2 separate regions of the Homo sapiens genome follow, and region 2 is linked to region 1. A link is a contact called in ENCODE Hi-C or POLR2A ChIA-PET data. All regions are on one chromosome and are shown on one strand. The core of a region is the stretch at or near the end of the contact, and the rest is flanking DNA. Distances in the headings are between cores, read along the strand shown.

Region 1 (6,734 bases), core at 3,720-6,219:
CATTCCTTGAAAATTAGAATAGAGAAAAAGCCTGAAACAGTGTTTCTGATTCATCTCTAACAGACTAAGCAGATAGTGGCTAAGACTTCGCTGTGGTGGGATATCCTAAGAAAACAATAATCTGAAGTGAAGTAAACTCTAGCAGTAAATCTGATCCCTTCTCAGTCATACAAATGGGTTGCTGGTGAAGTAACTATGAAATGACTGCCAAACAGTATATAGTTCACTTGGAAAAAACTTAAGAACTTATAATATTCCTTAAGTAAGAAATATTAATGAGATCAAATACATGGAGTTGTCAAAAATAACAATGACTAAGAGGTACCTTCTTTCCATCTCTTTCTGCAAAGCTGTTTTCTCCAAGCCAAAATCGTACATACTCAAGGACTCTCTTCCCCCCTGAATTGAAGGAGCCACTGTTTTCTTAATGATACTTATCTTCTGTTCCGATGACCCCATTCCAAGGCCAAAGAGCTCAGCTAGACTAACTTGGAGTCCAAATGCAAAGCGTCCCTCTTCCTAGCAGAGACACAGAAAAGCACATCCACCGTAGAGTTTAAACTCAAGAAATCCATAAGTCAAGGTTTAATGTGATAAAAAGACATCACCTTAACATGGCACATCTGATTAAGCTCTGATATCAAAAGGAATGACTGACAAATTAGATTCAAATTCTAACACACTCAGAATTAATTTCTCTTCAAACAGCATGCCCAGTTTCCCCCACTGACTCAGGACTAAAAAAAATCATACAGGGTCTAAATTCTTAGAACAACTTTAAACAAAAATTGAATCATTACTAATATACCTTTTTTTTTTTTTTTTAATTTGAGACGGAGTCTCCCTCTGTTGCCCAGGCTGGAGTGCAGTGGTACGATCTCAGCTCACTGTAACCTCCGTCTCCCAGGTTCCAGCGATTCTCCTCCCTCAGCCTCCCGTGTAGCTGGGACCACAGGCGCACGCCACATGCCCAGCTAATTTTTGTATTTTTAGTAGAGACGGGGTTTCACCATGTTAGCCAGGCTGGTCTCGAACTCCTGACCTCAGGCGATCCACCCACCTCTGCCTCCCAAAGTGCTGGGATTACAGGAGTCAACCACTGCTCCCGGCCCCCCTAATATACTTTCTAGGGAGGATTCAAGGCAACTATTTGTGTATTAAACTATGATTTTTATGAGCTTTCATTATTTACTTCAATTGCAATGACCACGAACTACTCTTAAAAGTCCTTCCTTACACAGGCCAAGCGTGGCGGCTCATGCCTGTAATCCCAGCACTTTGGGAGGCCAGTGCGGGAGGATCACAAGGTCAGGAGATCGAGACCATCCTGGCCAACATGGTGAAACCCCGTCTCTACTAAAATACAAAAAATTAGGGGAGCGTGGTGGCACAAGCCTGTAGTCCCAGCTACTTGGGGGGCTGAGGCAGGGGAATTGCTTGAACCTGGGAGGCGGAGGTTGCAGTGAGCCAAGATGGCACCATTGCACTCCAGCCTGGCGACAAAGCGAAACTCCCTAAAAAAAAATAACAAAAGTCCCTCCTTACAAGAGTTGTTACTATGAGCCATGAAAGGTGGCTCATGAAGTTACATCAACTTGCTTTTTGAAGTTAGTGTATAGGAGGAGAGATTACTGAGTAAAGCACTACCAAGTTTCTATCAATAATTCAACAAACAGGCACTTAAGATGCACCTCAGATGTGTACTACCCAAGTGTGAGCCCTCCCTGCCTCCAAGAGCTGACAGTCTAGTTGAAAAGATGCGACCTAAAGTAACAAGTGACCATGTGCTAAAAATAAATAGCATAGGCCGGGCGCGGTGGCTCACGCCTGTAATCCCAGCACTTTGGGAGGCCGAGGTGGGTGGATCACGAGGTCAGGGGTTCGAGACCAGCCTGCCCAACAAGGAGAAACCCTGTCTCTACTAAAAATACCAAAATAAGCCAAGCGTGGTAGTGTGCGCCTGTAATCCCAGCTACTCAGGAAGCTGAGGCAGGAGAATCGCTTGAACCGGGGAGGCAGAGGTTGCAGTGAGCAGAAATCATGTCACTACACTCCAGCCTGGGTGACAGGGCGAGACGCTGTCTCAAAAAAAAATAAATAGGCTAGGTGCAGTGGCTCACACCTGTAATCCCAGCACTTTGGGAGGCCGAGGTGGGTGGATTATCTGAGGTCAGGAGTTCGAGACCAGCCTGGTCAACATGGTGAAACCCCATCTCTACTAAAAATACAAAAATTATTAGCTGGGCATGGTGGCCAGCACCTGTAATCCCAGCTAGTAGGGAGGCTGAGGCAGGAGAATCACTTGAACCTGGGAGGCGGAGATTGCTGTGACCCTAGATCGCGCCATTGCACTCCAGCCTGGGCAACAGGGCAAGACTCCATCTCAAAATAAATAAATAAATAAAACAAATAGCATAGATAATATGTTTCCTAAATGTTTTGACAAAGGAGATTCTTACTGCTGTGGGTTAGGCTGGTCAGGAACTAGCTTTAAGGCAGAAGAAAGAGATAAGCTGGGACTGGCAGGGTGGCAGGATTCTGAAAGGGATGGAGGAGGGTCCCACAGGCGGCCTTTAAATTTATGAAATACTGTATTTTATTTATTTATTTATTATTATCATACTTTAAGTTTTAGGGTACATGTGTACAATGTGCAGGTTAGTTACATACGTATACATGTGCCATGCTGGTGCGCTGCACCCACTAACTCGTCATCTAGCATTAGGTATATCTCCCAATGCTATCCCTTCCCCCGAAATACTGTATTTTCATGTCCACACTCATTTCTTTTTATTCTTAAAAGAATCCTGGGGGCGGCACGGTGCGGTGGCTCATGCCTATAATCTCAGCACTTTCAGAGATCAAGTTGGAAGAAAGGATCACTTGAGCCCAGGAGTTCAAGACCAGCCTAGGCAATATAGTGAGACCCCATCTCTAACAGAAAAAAAACTTTTTTTATTTAGCCAGGCATGGTGATGTGCAGCTGTGGTTGATCCCAGTTACTCAGGAGGCTGAGGCGGGAGGACTGAGGAGGCTGAGGCGGGAGGATTGAGGAGTCTTGAGCCAGGAAGGTTGAGGCTGCAGTGAGACATGACTGTGCCTCTGCACTCCAGCCTGGGCGACAGAGTGAGGGGAGGGCAGGGAAAGAACACGGGGCGATAATAAGCCCAACATGCCCCTAGTTTACAGATGAGAAAAGTGAAGATGAGAAGGCTTGACCAGTTGATACAATAAGCAATGAAATCTGAGTGGTTTTTTTTCTTCTAACCCAGCAATCGAGGCTAGTGTGGAAGAGAATGAGAAAAATAATTCAACCAGAGCAGAGGACCTGTGAGGGACATTAAAAGATAGGTTAGGTCAGACTGGTCCCAAATGCCAAACTAAAGACTTTGAACTTCATCCTTTCAAGCAAGAGAAGGATTTCCAGCATTTCGAGAATAAGGGAGAAAGAAACTAAATGCCTACAGACTGGTTAGTTAGCTAGGGACAGGCACTGCAATAGCCCAGGTGAGAGATAATAAAGGTATGAATTTAAAAATACACATAACAAATTAGATTTTAACATTGGTTTTAAACTAAAATCCCCAAGAAAACCACTGAAAAACCTTGTCTCTTTTGTAAATCTGTTTCAGGAAGAAAAACCTCTAACCAACAAATTTCAGGAACATTTACTGAGAGCCCAAAGGGAGTAATAATTGACCAACAATCTAACATCATCAGAGATTTTAAACAGGCCTGATAAATTAAAACTAGAATTGTCAACAATATTGCAGGAATCTCAAGTTCACAAAGTTCAGGCTACCTAAACAAGGAATACTTATATGCAACTCATTGAACATTTTACTAAGTTTTCCAAAAATTTCTTGATTTTCCATTCAGAGGAGTTTCAGTTGGTCAACCAAAGGCCGACTTATTTCCACATGAAAGCCCTGATCCTGCTCACAGCACAGGATCTTGTAAAGGGCAAGGACCCAATAAACATTTGCAGAATAAATGAGGCCAGGCCTACGGTGCAGGAACTCCCTCCATCACAGGCGACTCGAATGCTAGTCTATTTCGAATAAAGATCTCAACATCCCGGAATCAAGTCTGGAAGAAAAACCCTCCGGTTAGCGTTCGCCAGCCTTCCCAGGTCGGGCCTCCTGCAAGGCCCTCAAGGCGCTGTTTTCCCAAAGTAACGCCACCGTGCCACTTCCCAAAGATGACAACCTCTCAGCTCCCTGCCATGTTACCCTCTCTCCAGCCAGATCCAGGAGTCGCGGACGCCTGGGGAAGTCTCCCAGCGGCCCGATCCGCGTCAGAGGAAGCGTTTTCGGGAGAGGGGGCTGCCGCCACGACAAGCGCCTTCCCGCGCCCTACTCACCGTGGCCGGGCGGCCGTGCTCGGGGCCGTCAGCGGCGTCCAGGCGCGGGGCCGGGGCGGCGGGCGCCGGGGCCGTGGCGGCGGGCGGCTGCCTGTGCTTCCCGGCGCGCTTGGCCTTGGCCTGGATGCAGCGCTGGTGCAGGGCGAAGGTGTGTTGGCGCTCCAGCTCCAGGCGCTCGGGCGACACGGCCTCGTAGCGGGCCTCGCAGGTGCTGTGGTGGCGCCGGCACAGCTCGATGCGCCGGCGAAGGCGCTCCATGACCGCGCTGTGCCGCGGCAGCGCGAACTCCGCCATGGGGCAGGTGGGCAGCACCATGGGCCGCGGGCTGCACGGGCCGGGCCCGGGGCCGGGCCTCTCGGGGCCGGCTGGCACTGCGGGCTTCGCTCCCCGCGGCTACCCCTCTCCGCCTCACGGCCGCGCCATGCCCCCGAGGGCAGCGGAGCGGGCTCGCGCGCGGCGGCGGGTTTTCCTCCTGCCCCGCTCGGCCCGACCCCCAGCCGGCGCTTGCTGCCTACCTCAAGCCTCGGCCTCTCCCCACCGCCCCGGCCCCATTGTTTTCCGCGCTACCGCCGCGGCCGCCATCTTAAAATTGTTTTCGGGCCTCTCGGAAGAAGGCGGGGCCTCGGTAAGAGACCTTGTGCATCACGACTGATGAGCAGGGGCCCTGGCCAATCAGAGAAGGAAGAACCGGCCGCCCGAGGGCGTGGGGACGAGCACGCAAGAGGCGCGCTCGGGCGCCAGAGCGGTATTTAAAAGGAATTCTCAAGCGAAGGGCGGAGGGAAGCCCCTGGGCGGGCCTTAATCCTGGGGGCGGAGCTAAGCGTGACTGACAGGAGCCCGTCCAAGAGGCGGCTATTGGTTTCCTGCACAGCACCCGCTGAAGGCAGGCCCTTCCGGCTACCCCGAGAAAAGGGGAATCTGGCAGGCGAGTGCGGCGCAGCTGGCCAGTCCCTGTCGCCCGCCTGGCAGTACAGAGACCTTTTTTTTAAATTATTTTTTAAATTTCGACTTTGATAAACTCTAAGTAGCCACGCTATTTTAATGTCAGCCGTTTTACTTTGACCTTATTCCTTGTATCCAGCCCCATAATTGGTCAGAATCGTCTAGTGAGCTGGTAGTTTCCTCTTGCAACATTCCGAATCACTGGTAGTTTCCACCTATTTGTAAAAGCCCGAGCAAGTTTCAAAAGTGCAGTATTACTCACTACTTAAAAAAAAAGTCCAGAAGATGTGAGCAAAAGCATGCAAGAGTGCAGCTCCATTAGAGGGAACTGGAAATGCAAAGGACGACGTTTCACCACAACCACCGCCTTCCAGGCTCAAGCGATTCTCCTGCCTCAGCCTCTCCAGTAGCTGGGATTACAGGCATGCGCCACCACGCGCGGCTAATTTTGTATTTTTAGTAGAGACGGGGTGTCTCCATGTCGGTCAGGCTGGTCTCCCACTCCTGACCTCAGGTGATCCGCCCACCTCGGCCTGCCAAAGTACCGCGATTACAGGCGTGAGCCGCCGCGCCGGACCAAAAACAGTCCTTTAGGTAAAACTGAGTTACTCAACAAAACCAAACCAAGACAAATTATGCCCCATTATTAAAACTAATAGGCAAAGGGGAGTAGAGGGACTGGAGCAATCAAACAGTGTTAGTACTAAAACTAGATAGTGTGATGCCAAAGGATATCAGGAACTCTAGATATGGGCACTCTAATTGCTAAAAGGTTAAGCAGGAGGTGGCAGGAGGCTGCACATTGAGATACACCATCAGTAGTTCAAACATTCGTTACTCTAGCTTTTTACTAGGGCTCATGAGGTTTTATTTTAAAATCAAGAGAAAACAACAATCAAATATGTCTTCATACAAACGCAGCAGAAAAATACAAATCCTAATGTTTTAAATGGAGAAAGTGGGCCACCAAGGCAAAAGTGCCATAATGCAGTCCTGCTTTTTTTTTTTTAGCATTCAAACAAATTTTACACCAGAACTAAACTATTTCTTAATAGAAAAAATAGTAACTAGGAGCACTACATTCTGTGTACATACTTTTCTTTAGTATGTAATCTAAAAATTTAATAGCACATAAAAAACTGGGCTAACTTTCAAAAATACCCCTAAAGTATTTAAGTATATGTAAAATAATGGAGTCTGATTCTGAACAAATAATTTTCTAATAAAAATTTCAAAGTTCAATGGTTCCCCTAAGTCTTAAAGAATATTATCTACAAATTATCAGTAGCATTCCCTCCTTTTCTGAGCTGCTGTCCACACTATTATACAACAGAAACTACTGCACCGCAATCACATGGGCAGGAAGAGGCAAGGGCTAGACAGAAAAGACTGCATCAAACTCACGTGGTGAGATAAAAGTCATTATTTC
Region 2 (6,628 bases), core at 2,373-4,872, 560 kb before region 1:
AGCCCCGACTTACACCCTCTAGCACATCTCTGGGTCCTTGTAGGGGAGAAGGGAAGATGTGGGTTAGTGCAATGGGGGGAGGGCAGGCAAAGTGTTGAGGGGACAGAGGCAGTCAGCATAAGGACCTACACCATCCCTGCTGCATGGGCCGCACCCAGCTCTTCCTGCTTCTGTCCTTCTCCATGCCACTTCCTACAGAACCAAGGCAGACAGAAGTGAATCCCTTGCCCAGAGGAGCACAGCTGACAAGAGTCGGATTGGAATCCAGGCCAGTCAAGGGTGGGGGATATCAGGATCACAGAAACCCGTTGGCACTGTGGCTGCATACACAGCTGGCCTCCGGACAGGTCCCCAATGCCCCAGGCACCCCTAGCTCCTCCACCCCGCTGTGCTCTTGTCTTAGTCTGTTTCTTATTCTGTTGCTTATAACAGAATACCTGAAACTGGGTAATTTACTTTAAAAAAGAATTTATTTGTTACAGCCCTGGGGGCTGAGAAGTCCAAGGTTGAGGGGCTGCACCTGGTGAGGGCCTTCTTGCTGCTGGGGACTCTGCAGAGTCCTGAGGGTGGCGCAGGTGTCACATGGCCAGGGGGCGGAGCATATTCACAGGCCAGCTCAGGTCTTCCTTCCTCTTCTAATGAAGTCACCAGTCCCACTCCGGTGATAACCCTTTAATCCATGAATCCATCGACAGGTTAATCCCAACCACGCTTAGAGGCCCCACCTCTCAGTACTGCCACATTGGAGATTAAGTTTGAACATGAGTTTCATTGAGGATAAACATCCAAAACAGCTCATCCCAAATCTAAATGTTTCTTAAATCAACTAATCAATTAAAAAAAGAAAACCTCTCTGGGCTGAACAAGGCGTATCAGTGAGCTAAAGCCAGCCTACATGCCTGGCAGTGCCAATCTACCTCAAGGTCCTCAGAACTCTCCAGTCCCCTCACCTTTCCCTAAGACCAGGTGACTTGTGGCTCCCTGAACACAGCAAGCAGGTCCTCACATCTGAGCATGTGGGCCTGAGCGCCCTTTCTGCCTAAGTCACAGGCCCAACACATCCTGCTCGGCAGCCTCAGCAACAACTTCCTCCTGCCCAGAAGGCCTTCCTCAATTGCTTCTCCCCACCATAGGCCGGATCAGGTGAGACGTGCTCACGTGTCACACCTGGTTCACGTATGTCGTGGCAGGATCTTTTCACTTGGAGGGTTCAACCAGGATTCTTGGTGCTGTTCCAAGGCCCCCCTCCCCACCCTGTCACCTCAGCTTTGTGTCCATAAATGTTCACTGTATTTCATAAACCAGAAAAAAAGCAGTGTCTCTGCAATAAAAAGAACTCTTACAGAAAACTTAGTGTGAGATATGTATAGCTGTGTACATATGTACACTGATTTTTGGTTACTCACTTGACATGATGTGAGTGCTATGAAGTTAGGCCTGGAGTGCTGGGAACTGGTGTCCCCTCTGTTTTTTTGTTTTTATTTTTTTGAGATGCAGTTTTTGCTCTGTTGCCCAGGCTGGAGTGCAGTGGAGCAATCTCGGCTCACTGCAACCTCTGCCTCGTGGATTCAAGTTATTCTCCTGCCTTGGTTTCCTGAATAGCTGGAATTACAAGCACCCATCACCACGCCCAGCTAATGTTTGTATTTCTAATAGAGATGACGTTTCACCATGTTGGCCAGGCTGGTCTCGAACTCCTGGCCTCAGGTGATCCACTCACCTCGGCGTCCCAAAGTACTGGGATTACAGGTGTGAGCCACCGCACCGCCTTCCTAATGAGAAGCACCCATCAGTGCTCCTTGGTGGAACCTCAGATCTGACAGCTAGGCTTTTACTCTTTTCCCATAATCCTCGATCCTGACAATTTCTGGTTTCCTGTTCTCTCTCATGCACTTGAGGCAGGTGGCAGGTGAGTCTGAGGTAGCGACAGGTGTGGGCCCTCCTCAATGCAGGCCACACTGTGACGTAGAATTTCAAGCAGCGATGAGCCATGCTCAAATTTAGAAAACTCCCTCTGGTGGCCAAGGGGGACACCATGCTGGATCCGTTCCTCTACCCCACCCCTCCTCTGAGGCTCTGGTGCCTCCAAGCGGCCTGGCCCAGACCTCAGTGCCCTTGGAACCTGGGTCACAGGCTAGCTGCCCTCCCCAAATTCTGCAACCACCCTTCACGCCACCCAGCCCCTTACCCTCCCCATCTGCAGAGTCCTGTTCCTTCTCCCCACTCTGGCCCTGGCCACTCTGTGGATCCTGGTATTGTGTTACTGCTGTTCTACACCACACTCACCATTTGTCAACCATTGTTCCCACTCTTCTAGTCCCCAAAGGCCGGCTCTCCACGGTTTTCCCCATGTGCCCAGCCTCAGTGCCTCTCTTCCTGCTTCACTTTTCAACGTAGATCTGGCAACATCCCAAGCCCCGGCCTCTCCCATCCTGTACGACCCCCAGGCCGCTGGTACCTGATCCAGCCTCAAAAGCAGCTCAGAGTCAACGGGTCCCAGTCCCTAGGGGGCTCTGAGCAAGAGACTCCTCGCCCCGCCCCCCACTCCTCTCAGAGGCTTGACTGAGCACCTCCCTTTTTTTTTTTTTTTTTTTTTTTTTTTTTTTTTTTTTTTTTGAGAGAGTCTCACTCTGTCACCCAGGCTGGAGTGCAATGGCGCAATCCCGGCTCACTGCAACCTCCGCCTCCCAGGTTTAAGTGATTCTCCTGCCTCAGCCTCCCGAGTAGCTGGGATTACAGGCGCCCGCCACCACGCCCAGCTCATTGCTTCGTATTTTTAATAGAGACGGGGTTTCACCAGGTTAGCCAGGCTGGTCTCGAACTCCTCACCTCAGGTAGTCCACCCGCCACGACCTCCCAAAGTTCTAGGATTACAGGCGTGAGCCACCGCGCCCTGCCGCACCTCCTAATTTTTAGATGTTGTCAACTAAGTGATCCCGCCACCAAGCGCAGTCTCCTCCTGCGTCACCGACCCACCGGGTCACCTGTCTACACACCGCCATCTCTTCGCACCCCCTCCCCCTCTTCGACCCGGCTTCTGGCCTCACCCACACCCCCATAGACCCGTTCCTCCGGCGCCGCAGCGAGCAACCGAGTGCGAGGCCCGCCCCGCCTACCGGGCCCTAGCACGCCGGGCTCCCGGACGCCAGGCCGGCCTCCCCCCGCGATCGCCCCGGGCTCTCCCCGAAACGGGCGGGCTCCCGTGCCGCTCCAGTCGCCTCACCGCCACAAGCCTGCACCTGCAGCCCGAGGCCCGGCTCCCCGCGGACCCCGCGGTGTGAGCCCCGCGCGCCTCCAGCCCGGTTCCCGGTCCTCCGGGCCACCCTCTCCACCGAGCTGCGCCCCCCTCGCAGGGAGAGCGGGCTCAGCCGGTGGGCCGCGCAATGCCTGCGTCTCCAGCTCACCGCGTGCACTGCGCGCACCCGAGCGCCATGGCCACTCGGCCCGCGCCACTGAAAGGCCCGGGGGCGAAGAACCCGCGGAACCCCGGCCCAGGACCTCGGGCGCCCGACCCGGCCCCCGACCCCGCCCGCGCCACCCTCCATCGGCCCGCCCCCCAGGCGCCATTGGCCGCGCCTGCTCCGCTCTCCGCGCGCTGATTGGTCGGCGCGAGGGTCTGTCAGACCGGGCGCCGCGGCGGCGGCAGCGGCGGAGAAGGGAGCGGGACCGGAAGGGTCGCAGCGCCCCGGCGCCCCTCACACCCACTGCGGCGGCGGCGGCGGCGGCGGCGGCGGGGCGGAGCGGAGCGGGGCGGGCCGGCGGCGGAGCCGGGGCCGCGGAGCCAGGAGTGACTAGCACGCAGCGCCGCCAGTCCGCCCGCCCGCCCTCTCCCCGTGGCGCGGCGGCGGGGAGGCGAGGTGAGCCCGGCGGGCGGGCTAGGCCTGGCGGCGGCTGCTCGGGCCGGGCCCGCGGGGAGGGGCGGTGAGGGAACCGCGCGGCCGGGGGCTTCGGGGCGGGCCGGGGGCTGCGGGGCCCTGGCAGCCGCAGCCGTCGCCCCTGTGCTGGGGGATGCCGCAGGCGCCCCCTTCCGCCCGGCTGTCAGCAGCCCCGGGCTGCGGGCCTGCTCACCGGCCTGGCCCGGCCGACCTGCCCGTGGGGTCTGCGGGCGCCATCCCTCCCGGAGGTGGGGCAGACAGCTGCACTCCTGCGCCGGGTGCCCAGGGGCCCGGGGTCGCGTCCCCGCGACCTTGGCCAAGGCACTGACCCTCGCTCTGCCGCGGTTTTGCCTTCGGGAAGGTGGGGAAATGTCTCTTCTGGACAGGGTTGTTGTCAGGCTGTGTGAATGTATGCAGACGCCTGGGCAGGACCCCGGTGTGCATCTGTGGAAGACTGGGCAGGGTGCTGGCCCGTGCTGGTGTGAGTGGTGTAGGAACCCCCTCCCCACCCGCCCAGCCTCCCGCCTCCCCGCGCACTCCTCTCTTGCCTTGTCATTGCACACTCGGTGTCCAGCAGTGCCAGAGGGGACCCAGCCCGAATCCCTTACCACCGCGCCCCTCCCCCAGAAGACTGCTGCCCCGTCCCACTCATCTCGCCCGCCTTGAACATGCCAGCCCGCATTTGCCCCAGGACCTTTGCATTTGCTGTTTCCCCGTCTTTGGAGTTGTCTCCGTGATCTTGGCACAAGTAGCTCTTTCTGCTCCTTCCTCTGGTCAGATGTCTCGTTTTGGGTGAGGCCCTCCTCGACCACCCTCTTTCTTCCCTTAGTCATGCTATTTCATTATTTAAAAAATTTCCTTCCTAGCTCTCATCTGGTTTGAAACTATTCTATTTATTTGCCTGCTTATTTTCTGTCTCCCCGACTAGGATGTAACTTTGTGAAAACAGGTAGCTGTCTGATTTGTCCACTGCTTTATCCCCAGTGCTTAGAAAGCACACAGGAAGTATTCAGTAGTATCAGCTCAATGAATGAATGAATGATCAAAGAAATGGCCCAGCCTGCCTGTTGTCTCTGCTTTATCTGTTCATTTAGTGACTTCTGATTAGCGTGTGAAACTTGTAAGCAGATGGAAGCTTGTTCTATTTTGTGAAACATTTTGGTGTCCTTGACCCCTTTAATTGCTAACTGTTGGAACAAGCTGTGATATAAAATCTCACATTTTTATAATAGTTTAGCTGTAGCTTTCTTCCACACATACAAGAGACATTTACTGAATTCTGCATTATCTAGGTCATGCTTTCTGCTAGACCCTACGGACACAAGGCAGATAGCAACGGGGTCCCTTTCCCGAGAGAGCCCAGGAGCCCAGTAGAGAAGGCAGGCATGCAGACACTTAGTTCCAGGACTGTACAACCCTTGCTATAGGGGAGGGGCTATGCCATGGAAATGTGGAGGAGGTGACAGGTGGTGCTGGGGGGCCTTGAGGGTGATAAGAAATTTGCTAGGCAGGGAGAGGCACAGAGGTGTGAAGGAGCAGGGCCAAGGAAGGACCGTAGGCCACTGTGGAGTTGAGAATCAGTCTGGAGGGCCAGGTGTAAGGACACAGAGTCGTGGGGACCCTAAAGAACAGGAACCTTACCCAGCAGTTTTCTAGAAGAAGGTGGAATTTGGCTGGGTGCCATGGCTCACGCCAGTAATTTCAAGACACTTTGGGAGGCTGATGTGGGAGGATCACTTCAGGCCAGGAGTTCAAGACCAGCCTGGGCAACGTAGCGAGATCTGTCTCTACAAAAAATTTTAAGAAATTAGCTAGGTGTGGTGGCATCCACCTGTAGTCCTAGCTGCTTGGGAGGCTGAGGTGGAAGGATCCCATGAGCCCAGGATTTGGAGCCTGCAGTGAGCTATGATCACACCACTGTGCTCCAGCCTGGGTGACAGAGCAAGACCCTGTCTCTAAAAAGGAAGGCAGCACTCCACATTTGTTCTGATTTTTAAATGTTGGCAATAGCTAATTAAATTTTTTTTTAATGCTGTGAGCCAAGCCAAATACAGATTCATTCAGCTTGGTTGCAGGATCGTCATCCTCCAGGACTGGCTGTGTGGGAGGGAGGAGCTGTGAGGAGAGCAGGAAAGGTAGCCTAAGGCCAGGGGAGCCAGGCCCTGTTTGCCCAGGTGCCAGCCCAGATACTCATTTGATTGTAACTGGAGCCCTGTGGAAACGGAAGCTCAGGAGTCTAAGTAGTCTGTTTCTTAGCAAGCAGCTGGTGAGTGGAGTTCGAACCCAGATCACTTCCCAGATAAGGATTCTTTCCTGGGTCCCTCAGCTCTGAGTATTCTCTTTTGGCTTTTAACTTGTTCTGGAAGAATGACCACCAATCTATTTAATGTTTTCCTCCATTTAACTTTTTTTTTTCTTCAAAAGGATCCTGCAGAGTTAAAAACAATACTATTTTTGCATAGACTTCTCTTTTGACAGCTTTGATTTTCCTGGCAATTTAATTTTCAGGGTGCCAGGACTTTAATTTGTTCACAGATTAAAATCTGTTTATTTGGTCCCGTAAATAAACAACAGAGGGGATACTTGAATGTGTCTAAGATAAAATATTCTTAATTTTCTGGATAAAGAAAAGGACCAGACAAACCAGTTAATAGCGAGTAAACCAGTTGTTTTCATGAGGCATAAGATAAAACAGAGACCAGATTTTTTTTCTTCTTGAGACTATTGATTTGCCAATAGGGCAACTATTTTTG

Evidence for each region. A loop is a pair of places that touch in the nucleus more often than their neighbours do. ChIA-PET counts read pairs that join two places held with the same protein, here RNA polymerase II (POLR2A). Pooled maps may share reads with other maps.
Region 2: a map of B cell shows a loop between it and region 1 (6-fold over the local background). The contact joins the promoter of MAPK9 here to the promoter of MAML1 in region 1. A Hi-C loop is called at or near these places in 1 of 168 maps with a recorded cell type or tissue (B cell), 3 of 37 single-sample maps with no recorded cell type and 9 of 50 pooled maps. POLR2A ChIA-PET finds 5 or more read pairs at or near these places in 2 of 52 experiments (CD8-positive, alpha-beta memory T cell and MCF 10A).

Annotation. Positions count from the first base shown.
Region 1 is chr5:179,731,057-179,737,790 of GRCh38, reverse strand. It overlaps MAML1 (mastermind like transcriptional coactivator 1), which reads right to left and starts at 4,969. Exons shown (of 5, transcript NM_014757.5): 1 at 4,364-4,969. The coding sequence starts at 4,678. It overlaps CANX (calnexin), which reads right to left. Exons shown (of 15, transcript NM_001746.4): 15 at 6,150-6,734. RefSeq lists silencers at 4,377-4,436, 4,677-4,876 and enhancers at 4,065-4,565, 5,327-5,426.
Region 2 is chr5:180,289,077-180,295,704 of GRCh38, reverse strand. It overlaps MAPK9 (mitogen-activated protein kinase 9), which reads left to right and starts at 3,622. Exons shown (of 12, transcript NM_002752.5): 1 at 3,622-3,857. LOC124901151 (a long non-coding RNA gene) reads right to left here and starts at 3,473. Exons shown (of 2, transcript XR_007059085.1): 1 at 3,405-3,473; 2 at 452-734. RefSeq lists an enhancer at 2,502-3,144 and silencers at 3,067-3,406, 3,417-3,786, 3,917-4,106.